Linked DNA regions of Homo sapiens: region 1 is linked to region 2. Evidence: chromatin contacts called from ENCODE Hi-C data. All regions are on one chromosome and are shown on one strand. Each heading gives the region's core, a stretch centred on a gene start or an enhancer-like site at or near the end of the contact. The rest is flanking DNA. Distances are from core to core; before and after follow the strand shown.

Region 1 (4,965 bases), core at 1,645-4,144, 130 kb after region 2:
GGACCCAACCCAAGCCATCCTGAGCACTTAATGAAGGTGTCAGTGACATTTGTTCATTTGTGCATGCAGAGGCAGTAGAGGGCAGGGGGAGCAAACAGGAGCTTTGGAGTCCAGCAGGCCCGAATGCCTCCCTGTCTGCCCCTATTTCTTTGCTGTTGCTTTTTGTTGTTGTTGTTGTTTGCTACGGGATATTGACAATCTCAACCTTAATTCCTCACCTGTGCACTGAGGATTGCAAAGGGCGCCCTCATCAGTTTCATGTGAGGATTACACGAAAGGAGGGAAGCAAAGCGGGGGAGGAGGATGGTCCTGAAAGTGTGGATCGGTGGGCGTTTGCTCCTCCAGCCCTGGGTGGGAGACCCTCAGGAGCACGAGCGAGAACTTCACAGCCTGTGGTCTCTCCTTCCCTCACAGAAGTGGTCGACCAGAAGGCCGTGTATTTCTTCAACCTGACTTCCATGCAAGACTCGGAAATGATCCTTACGGCCACTTTCCACTTCTACTCAGAGCCGCCTCGGTGGCCTCGAGCGCTCGAGGTGCTATGCAAGCCGCGGGCCAAGAACGCTTCAGGCCGCCCGCTGCCCCTGGGCCCGCCCACACGCCAGCACCTGCTCTTCCGCAGCCTCTCGCAGAACACGGCCACACAGGGGCTACTCCGCGGGGCCATGGCCCTGGCGCCCCCACCGCGCGGCCTGTGGCAGGCCAAGGACATCTCCCCCATCGTCAAGGCGGCCCGCCGGGATGGCGAGCTGCTCCTCTCCGCCCAGCTGGATTCTGAGGAGAGGGACCCGGGGGTGCCCCGGCCCAGCCCCTATGCGCCCTACATCCTAGTCTATGCCAACGATCTGGCCATCTCGGAGCCCAACAGCGTGGCAGTGACGCTGCAGAGATACGACCCCTTCCCTGCCGGAGACCCCGAGCCCCGCGCAGCCCCCAACAACTCAGCGGACCCCCGCGTGCGCCGAGCCGCGCAGGCCACTGGGCCCCTCCAGGACAACGAGCTGCCGGGGCTGGATGAGAGGCCGCCGCGCGCCCACGCACAGCACTTCCACAAGCACCAGCTGTGGCCCAGCCCCTTCCGGGCGCTGAAACCCCGGCCAGGGCGCAAAGACCGCAGGAAGAAGGGCCAGGAGGTGTTCATGGCCGCCTCGCAGGTGCTGGACTTTGACGAGAAGACGATGCAGAAAGCCCGGAGGAAGCAGTGGGATGAGCCGAGGGTGTGCTCCCGGAGGTACCTGAAGGTGGACTTCGCAGACATCGGCTGGAATGAATGGATAATCTCACCGAAATCTTTTGATGCCTACTACTGCGCGGGAGCATGTGAGTTCCCCATGCCTAAGGTAGGGTTTCTTCCGCCTTTTGCCAAATTCTAAGGCTCAGCTCTGCCGCTACCGTCAAGTTCCTCAGCCTGCAGGACTTCTGTTTCCCCATCTGCAAAATGGGAATAACAGTACTTCCTATCTATTCCAGGCAGGAAATAGGTAGACATAGGTCACCAAGTGGCAGCCCGTAGGGTAGTTGCCGCCCACATATGTGTGAGTTTGGCTGTGTTTTTTGAAGTATTGGCTTGGTTGAATTGGGACTTTAAAATGAGAACATTCTTTTGAAAAGCAGGAGAATCCATGTCTTTAGAAACGCATCCCCACATAGCAACTATCTGCAGAGGTTGAGTAGATGCTGCTTCCTGTACACACGGCAGGTCCCAGAAGCTCCCTCCTGACCAAGGCTCTCATTTCTGTTCCCAGCCTGGACCCCAGAGTGTGGCAATCTGTGACTAGCACAGTGCTAGCCTCAGCAGCTCTCCCACTGTAGATTCCCTCCTCCTTGCAGCTCAGGGCAGGAATCCACAGGGAATAGGCCTTCACTGTGCACAGGGTCTGCAGGACACACAGCACTGGGCTGTTCTGTCTGTTGCACCAGCCTAAGGATTTCCAGTTCTCACCTTCGCTCCAGACTGGGCTGTGGCTGAGTCCATCCCTCTCCCTGCAGCCTGCTCTGCAGCAGCCTGGCTGCTTGTGATGTCAGCCCTCGGCACTCAGCACACAGTTTCTTCCTGCTTAGTTACTCTGCCCAGGGCAGGTCATGCCTTTCCCTCCAAGAAAAGAAAGTCAGTGCATAAATCCAATTTGAACTTAAATAATCAGCCAGCTGGGGAAGTCCAGACCCAGACATGGGGCAGCAGTAACGTGTTTGGGAATTAAATGGCTTCTCCTCAAAACTTCTCCTCAAAACCGTGCATGTGCAAGAGAGAGGGAGGTGCCTGACATAGAGACGGAGCCTGCTAAAAGGGCCTAGCAAAGACCCAGGCAGATGCAAGCCCGGAACCCTGAAGGCTTGCAGCTGGTTGGCCATGCGGTTAGCTTATCACCCTGGCTTGCTGCCTCCCCACCTTCCGGGACACCAGCCAGAACGCTGCAAAGGCAGGTGTCCCTGCCCTGCTCCCTTCCCACCACACCCACACAAGAGGGCTTCCTCCTCAACAGCACTACATATACAAATCTCTGTTTGGCTGGTGATGCACTGAAGTGGATGACCCGGTTGGTTCATCTTGTCAGAGGTGGGCACAGTTTTCCAAGCCAGGTCACTTTCTAACTAGGGGTCTTGGTCAAGTTACTCAGTCATTTTAAACCTCGGTGTCTTCCCAGTAAAGTCCAGGTAATACCCACCCCATAAAATTGCTAAGCTGACAAAAAAAAGGGGGTGATGCAGGGAGAGCAGCCCCTAGGAAATGTCAATGTCCAGCCTGTCACACTGCCACGCACATGCCAGGCCTTCCCTTCAGTGACAAGAGCACAACCTCGTGAGAAGCATGCCTGTCCTCCTCAGACTGCGAGACCAGGGCTGTGCTGGCATCTCGCTGGGTTTTCCCTCTGGGCAGCTTCTGCCTGCTTCCTGGTGCTCCGCGGGGATGTGTGACACTCAGGCGCCCCCATGTGGCCCTGCCGTGTTGGGGACACAGCGTGCCTCAGGGAAGCCAAAGGGCAGGAAGGCCTGGGGGCTCTTGGAGACCTCAGCCCGGAACTCAGCGTATGTCTGATTTTAGAGGAACCGTGTGCCCCGCCTTGGGATCTCGTCCATTCCTCTAGGTGGATGCCTATTCTGTGGCCTCAGCCGGGGAACAACAGCAGAGCAGTATGGCCTGGGACTGTGAGGATGGCATGGGTGCGTGGGTGGGTGAGGGCGGAGCTGAGGTAACCCTACTCCTTTTCTGCCTTGCAGATCGTTCGTCCATCCAACCATGCCACCATCCAGAGCATTGTCAGGGCTGTGGGCATCATCCCTGGCATCCCAGAGCCCTGCTGTGTTCCCGATAAGATGAACTCCCTTGGGGTCCTCTTCCTGGATGAGAATCGGAATGTGGTTCTGAAGGTGTACCCCAACATGTCCGTGGACACCTGTGCCTGCCGGTGAGACCACTCCAGGGTGGAAAGAAGCCACGCCCAGCAGAGCTGCCTTCTCGGAGCCTTCTGCAACCAGGACTTGTGGTGCAGCTGCAGACACAGAGCACAGCTCATGGGCAACATCACTGGGGCCCAGAGAGAGCTGTCCGCCAGTGCATCATTAGGGGGTCTTTCATTGCTAGTGACTAGCCCCTTAAATGCCAGCCTGAGTACCTGAAGGAATCTGGGAATTAGCCCTGGCCTGAAAGTGGCCCATCATTCATACCCACTGTTCTGAAGGCTTGAAAACAAAACATATCCACAACATTGGCTTGATGTGATCATCATCTCATAACTGAGCAAGAAGACTATGCAAATCTTAGGGCGCTCGCTCCCTGCACACGGAAAGAACTCTGTTTAAATGCTCAGTTCAGAACACTTTGGGCCACATAGTGATTTTGGAAAACAGGATAATCGTGGTGTAAATGAGTGTTTCCTTTCAAAGTCCACTGCAGAGCTTTTATCCATATGGTATGCACATGTAGCCAATATTGGTTTCTTTTTCTTAATATATATATTTTATTTTAAAACAACAAAAAGGGAGGGCGTTGACACCATTCCCCACAGAGATAGTCATGCTGAGTGTGGGTTGTTTAAACATGCATATTGAAATAACACATATAGTAACGTGGGAATACTAAAAAATAACCAAGATTTTATATTTTTGTAAATTATACTTTCTATACTGTAGATTGTGTATGTTATGTGTTTTTATGGAAAGCTAATAAATTAAAGGTACAGTGGTATCTTGAAAAACTGAATGTCACCCATTTCAAAATCTCACTGGCTCCCCATCTGTAAGTACACCATCTGGTGGTTGCTGGGGTCTCAGCCTCTTTTAGGGTCGCTGGAGTCCCCTAAGCCATCTCCATACTCCCTGGTGTCTGTCCCAGGCTCCAGAAACCCAGGCTTTCCCATGCTTTCCAGGGGCCTGTCCCACTACTGGTTCCTGCAAACCCAAGCTAGGCTGATGTTGAGAATGGACATGGCTCCAGACAGGGACAGTGGCCTCTCGGGGTTTCTCCTCATCCCCTAGCCTCAGGGACATGGATTGATTGGGAGGTGCCTGGGGTGTTTAAAAAAACATCTATGGTTGCCTGGTCAGAGATCTTTTACTTCTGGTAATTCATGGAGCAAGAGATTCAACATAAGTAGGGGTCTCTCCTGAGGTCCAAGGACTCATGAGGAAGTGGACGGGCCATGTGGTCTCCTGCACCTGCTTCTCTTTTGCTTGTGTGTAGAAGGATCACCCAAGCCACCCCAAATTGTTCCCTTATGCCCTTCGTTTACATTGCCTTATGATGGAGTGCCTGAAGCTGCTTAACCAGCATTTCTGAAAGAGAATCTGGATCCAATTTGAGACAGGTGTATATATAGCAGTCCCATCAGCTGGGACCTACAGATGACGTGGCCCCAAGTCTTAGAGGAAACTGCAAAGCCATAGTGGTTTTCTAAGAGGGGATGTCCAAGGAGAGAAGCAGCTCTGGTGTCTGTCTTGGGCCTTAGGCTGGGCTCTGGAGACCAG
Region 2 (4,649 bases), core at 1,272-3,771:
GTGTGGGTGCAGATGAGGTCAGACTGAAGGCAGCTTCGAAACAGCCCAAGGAGAAAACTTAAATCTGGCCCTGGTGCACTTTAATTGCTCTGTTCATTCAAAATAAAAATGCACATCAATGTTAGCGCTCTCCCGTCTCCCAGGCTGCCGTCCGAGGGCTGGAGGAGGAAGCCCCACTTCCTCGCAGGCCCTGCTAGAGATTGACTCCAGGAAGGCCGCTCTTCCATCCCCCTGGCATGTTTTGCTTCTGGAGGTCCCGCCAGTGGCTAACAGAACCCCTATTCACACCACCTCCAAGGAGTTACAGAGCATTTCACTATTGCATGCACAGGCTCCCATAAATCAGGTTTACAAAGAGTTATTTTCTTAAAGACAGATTCCTTTAAATTCCATTTCCTTCTCTTTCGCCCATGCCCAACCCCCATATCCTTGTGATTGAACCAAAGGCTCTGTGGCCAAGCTTTTCTTGGATCGTGTGAATCAAGATCAATAAATATCCATGCTGCAGCATGACTAGCCCGGCGCCTCACTGTGCTCTGGGATAAGGGCCCGGGTTGTGTGCGGCCGTGTGGCCCTGGCATGGGCCTGCCCTGCTGCTATACACGTCTGTGTTGAGTGCGGGCCCCCGGGTCCCCAGCTCCCAGAGAGGAAAGACCCTTCCTGGGGGAAAACTAACCTAGAAGTCACCCTCCTGGGGGTGTTACCTGTCTCAGGGGTTGGGTATCCAGGGTGGATTTTCAGGCCATGTGATCCACAGTTTGATTTCGAGTGGCTCATGAGCTGCTGCAGGCAGATGAGTTCTTCAACACCAGCACTGTTATTGAAAAAGTCAAGAGAAGACTGTGCTCCCTGTCTCCCCTTCCTCGCTCCCTGTCCTCTCTTTAACCCGCTCCAATGAGGTGTTCACTCTTACTGTCCCACCAAAAGTGCTGCCATCTTGTCAAACCCAAGGGTCCTCATCTGACTCAATGCCTCAGCAACGTTTTTTAGTCAATCGCTCCATCCTTTCCAAGCACTCTCATTGTGTTTCCACAGAACCACGGAAGACCACAGGGGTCTGCCTGTCTTCATCTCCCTGGCTGGCTCCTTCTCTCCTTCCTGACTCGTTAATGTGGGGGACCAAGGGCTCAGCCCTCAGATCCCACCCTTCATGCACGTGTGCCACCTAGGCATTTGGGCCTGTGGCTTCGAACACCATCTATGCTACTGCTATCCCTAAATTTATCATTTCAGCCCCAGCCTTTCCACATAGACCCAGTTCAGGTCACCATTCAAATATCCATTTGGAGTCTCAAACTCAGTATGAAGGTCACTCTAGGTGCAGTCCCCACATTGCAACACACACCTACTCAAAATATACTCCTCTCTATGCACATACTTTGCTTTCTTTTCTTCCCACAAACTGAAGTTGATTTTTTAAAATTTATTTACTTGTTCCTTGTCAGTCTTCTCTGCTAGATCATGAGCTCTACAAGGAAACAGGATTATATTTAATTTTGCCTTTGTAGTCCTAAGAACTATCCACTCCACTCAACCACTTGCTGGGTATTTAGTAACTGAATGAATAAAATAACACTGACTTTTGTAATGTGAATGTGATTCTCTTTCTAGTTCTCTTTAGATTCCCAAAGGCATGTCTGTAACACTGCTCTAACACATGATAATTTCACTGTTTAACAAAGAGAGAACAGTTTCAATCTGAGAAACTTGGCAAAACAGTGTCCTGCTAGAATTTAATAAACTTGCTTTATTTTCATTGTATTTTAAAATATAGTTCCCTTCTACTTATGGCAAGTATTAATAGTTTCCTATTTATACTTGTGGTATAAAGTTTCCTTTTAAATTCTATTTATGTAGGCAGTATGAGTGGATCAATTTAAAGAAAATATTAAGTAAATTATAAATGGCTGGACATTGGCACTGGATGGCTGAGGGTAGGGAAACACTGCATGGATCTTCAAGTGTCTGGGAGTGAAGGACCAGATATCTTGAGCCAGACAGGTTTTGGACTCAAATAGTAAGAGCCTAATTCATTTAACAAGGACCAGCTCATCTGCACTATTTCAAGTTAGAAAGCATATGGAGGTTGACCAACTGCCTCCCTTGCCAAACAGCTGTCCAAGCCTAGGTAGACATGTAAATATTTGAAGAGGCTTGGATGGGGGTTCGCCGCACTCAGAGGACATAGTTCACACAAGAAAGAGTTTCTCTTCACCCTCCCATCTCACCAGGTGCCCTGTGGGCACACATCTGGCCTCCAGGTGTCCCCCATGTGGGCAGACCCTGGACCTAGAGGGCTTGGTGGCTGGACTTGTCCCATGACATCCCCACCCCATTTCTCACATAGGGAGTCTGGCCAGGAGACTCTGACATAATCAAAGTCTAGCAGCAGAGAAGTTATCCTCGGAACCTGGCACCGCTGGGCCTCCCCAACCCACCACCTGGGCAGAGGGAGCTGACAAAGGCTGCAGTTCCCTGTCCTCACTCCTTACACATTCGTTCCAGATGCCCAGAGATCTGGAGCACACTGCCGTGATGAAACCCAGTTGCAAGAGTCAGCACCGGTCCCTCCGTCCATTTGCCTACAGCTCTGAAGGTACGGCTGGCTGTATGTGGCAAACAGAGCAGCCACGACCACAAACTGCCGGGACTTCACAATTGGCTTTGTAGTTTTGCTGAGGGACTGTCCAGGTTTGGAGAAGTCCTAGCCTATCACAGGTTATATTTCCCAGGCTTCTTTCATTACACAGGGCTCTGCAGCCAAAGAAGACCTCACATTTCTGAGTCATGAAATCCTGTCAGGACGGGTACATGACGTTCCAGTAAGGCTGAAGGAATCAACTCAACATGCAAAGCACAGCCTCTCCCTGGAGCCAAGGAGCCAGGGGCAAACTGGGGCAGCACCTCTGTGGTTGGAGGGCAGAGGGCCTCACACAGAGGAGTCAGGGTGAGGGACAAAATTGGAGGCAGAGCGGTCCCCAGGGAGTGCACAATGAGGCGGATGCCACATGAGCAGGCCCAGAACAATTTTGGTGCCAAGGAACAGGCACCTCTTAAACAGGCCCCACCCTAGAGCAGAGCCCAGCAATGAAATACAACGAAAATAAAGCCTTTGGAGGTGCAGGTGCAGGACAAGCCACAAGAAGAGGAAAGAACACAGAAAGTGCTCCCAGCACCTGAGGTGCCATGTCTTCTAAACTCACTGGCAGTGCAGTGGCCCACCACCCTCAGAGAGAGCCACCTGCCCTTCCCAGGGATGGGCACCAGGCAGCTGGATCATCCCTCAGTATGTTTTATCTCCAGTCAGTGGGTAAGTCTGCCTATAGGCCTTGGCCTTGTTTTATGCCTCTTTGGGCTCACCACTTGTGCCTAATGCCAGATGCATATTGAGTCTTGGGTGATGAACCGGCAGGACTTAACTAGGGAAACCCCCTTGGGCCACTCCCTAAGCTACTGCAGGCTACAGAACTAGATATTCAAAGGGAGCAAATTGCTCTGCCCACACCCCTACTGGGGCTGGGTTGGACCGTTTGGTGACAGGTGGCGTAACCATCCTGCAGAGGCCTCCCCTGCTCTCCAGCAAATGTGGACTTTCCAGGTCCTCACTTCAGAGGGAAAGGATTACTTCTTTGACCTCATGGCTCTGCAGCATCCTCAAGTGGTGCAGCTGGAAAACCAGGGCCAGAGGCTGCAGAGGGGTGACAGATGTCACCACTTCGCTATGCTGGAGTCAGATGGCTGCAGAGGCCAACACCTCTCTGACCACCAGCCAACCCCCTGTGTCTGGGTTACTTTGCCTGGAGGGGGCCACATCGAGGTGCCCCAGGGACACGACCTGGGGCCCAGAATACATCTTGCTGCCTGAGATAGGGTTGCACAGGGCCACCTTGGGCACCAGAGAAGCTATGGACTGTAACACACAGGGCAAAGCATGGGCTACAGCCCTGGACTGTGTCCTGGGTGAAGTAACAGCTGCGGGCCCTTGCCCTCTTGCATGCCATTCTCACGCTCATAGTGGGGAGGACGACCCGGTCTCCTGAGTGGACAGCACCTCATCTGGTGCCCAGTAGTGCCTGGCCCAGGTCCCCGGATCTGAGTGCTTGTGTGCAGGTCTCACCGGGGGCCATGAGCCCAACTGTGCTGCAGCCTCCACCCCTGAGATCGGCTATTCTTGCTGTGTTGGCAATCTTGGGTCTTTCCTGAACCCCAGCCAGGGCCCCGACCCCTGTCCTGCCCCTACCTGCCCCTCTCTCCAGGGATACTGTTTCCATCACCACCTGGTTACTGCTTCTTCTAGGCAGGCCACACCCACTCCAGAGGTGCAGGGCTCTGAGCCCTGCTGCACCTTAACTCCTTTCCCGCCTGGGCCCCTCCCCACCTTCCTCTCTGCGCTTTGGCACACTTTCTCCTGCTACACCTTGCAGCTCTCTTGCCGCTCACCTTCAGCTTGGTAACTTGCAGCGACAGTCAGGAATCACTGTTTTCACAGAGGTTTATGCATTTACATAACCTACAAGGGTGAAGCTTGGGCTCACTCACTCTCAAAGAGCATCTGCTGAGCTAGGTAGTTTCTGTAACTCAGATTTATTAAGGTATAATTTTACATACATAACATTTGTCCTTTTAGATGTACTCTTCTATGAATTATG

The links. Hi-C counts contacts between places; a loop is a spot of excess contacts on that map. Pooled maps may share reads with other maps.
Region 1: a map of naive thymus-derived CD4-positive, alpha-beta T cell shows a loop between it and region 2 (5-fold over the local background). The contact joins two enhancer-like sites. A Hi-C loop is called at or near these places in 3 of 168 maps with a recorded cell type or tissue (naive thymus-derived CD4-positive, alpha-beta T cell, posterior cingulate gyrus and transverse colon) and 4 of 50 pooled maps.

What each region holds. Positions count from the first base shown.
Region 1 is chr10:47,309,382-47,314,346 of GRCh38, forward strand. GDF10 (growth differentiation factor 10) reads left to right here. Exons shown (of 3, transcript NM_004962.5): 2 at 415-1,340; 3 at 3,220-4,196. The coding sequence ends at 3,411. Among named protein-coding and RNA genes, the nearest start is that of GDF2, 11 kb to the right of the region's middle. RefSeq lists enhancers at 949-1,449, 2,548-3,048, 2,849-2,998. Within about 2 kb of position 2,895, at least 4 of the 41 ENCODE cell types and tissues checked have a DNase peak (open chromatin) inside an H3K27ac peak, as active enhancers do.
Region 2 is chr10:47,181,035-47,185,683 of GRCh38, forward strand. No RefSeq gene overlaps it. Among named protein-coding and RNA genes, the nearest start is that of GDF10, 120 kb to the right of the region's middle. Within about 2 kb of position 2,522, at least 3 of the 41 ENCODE cell types and tissues checked have a DNase peak (open chromatin) inside an H3K27ac peak, as active enhancers do.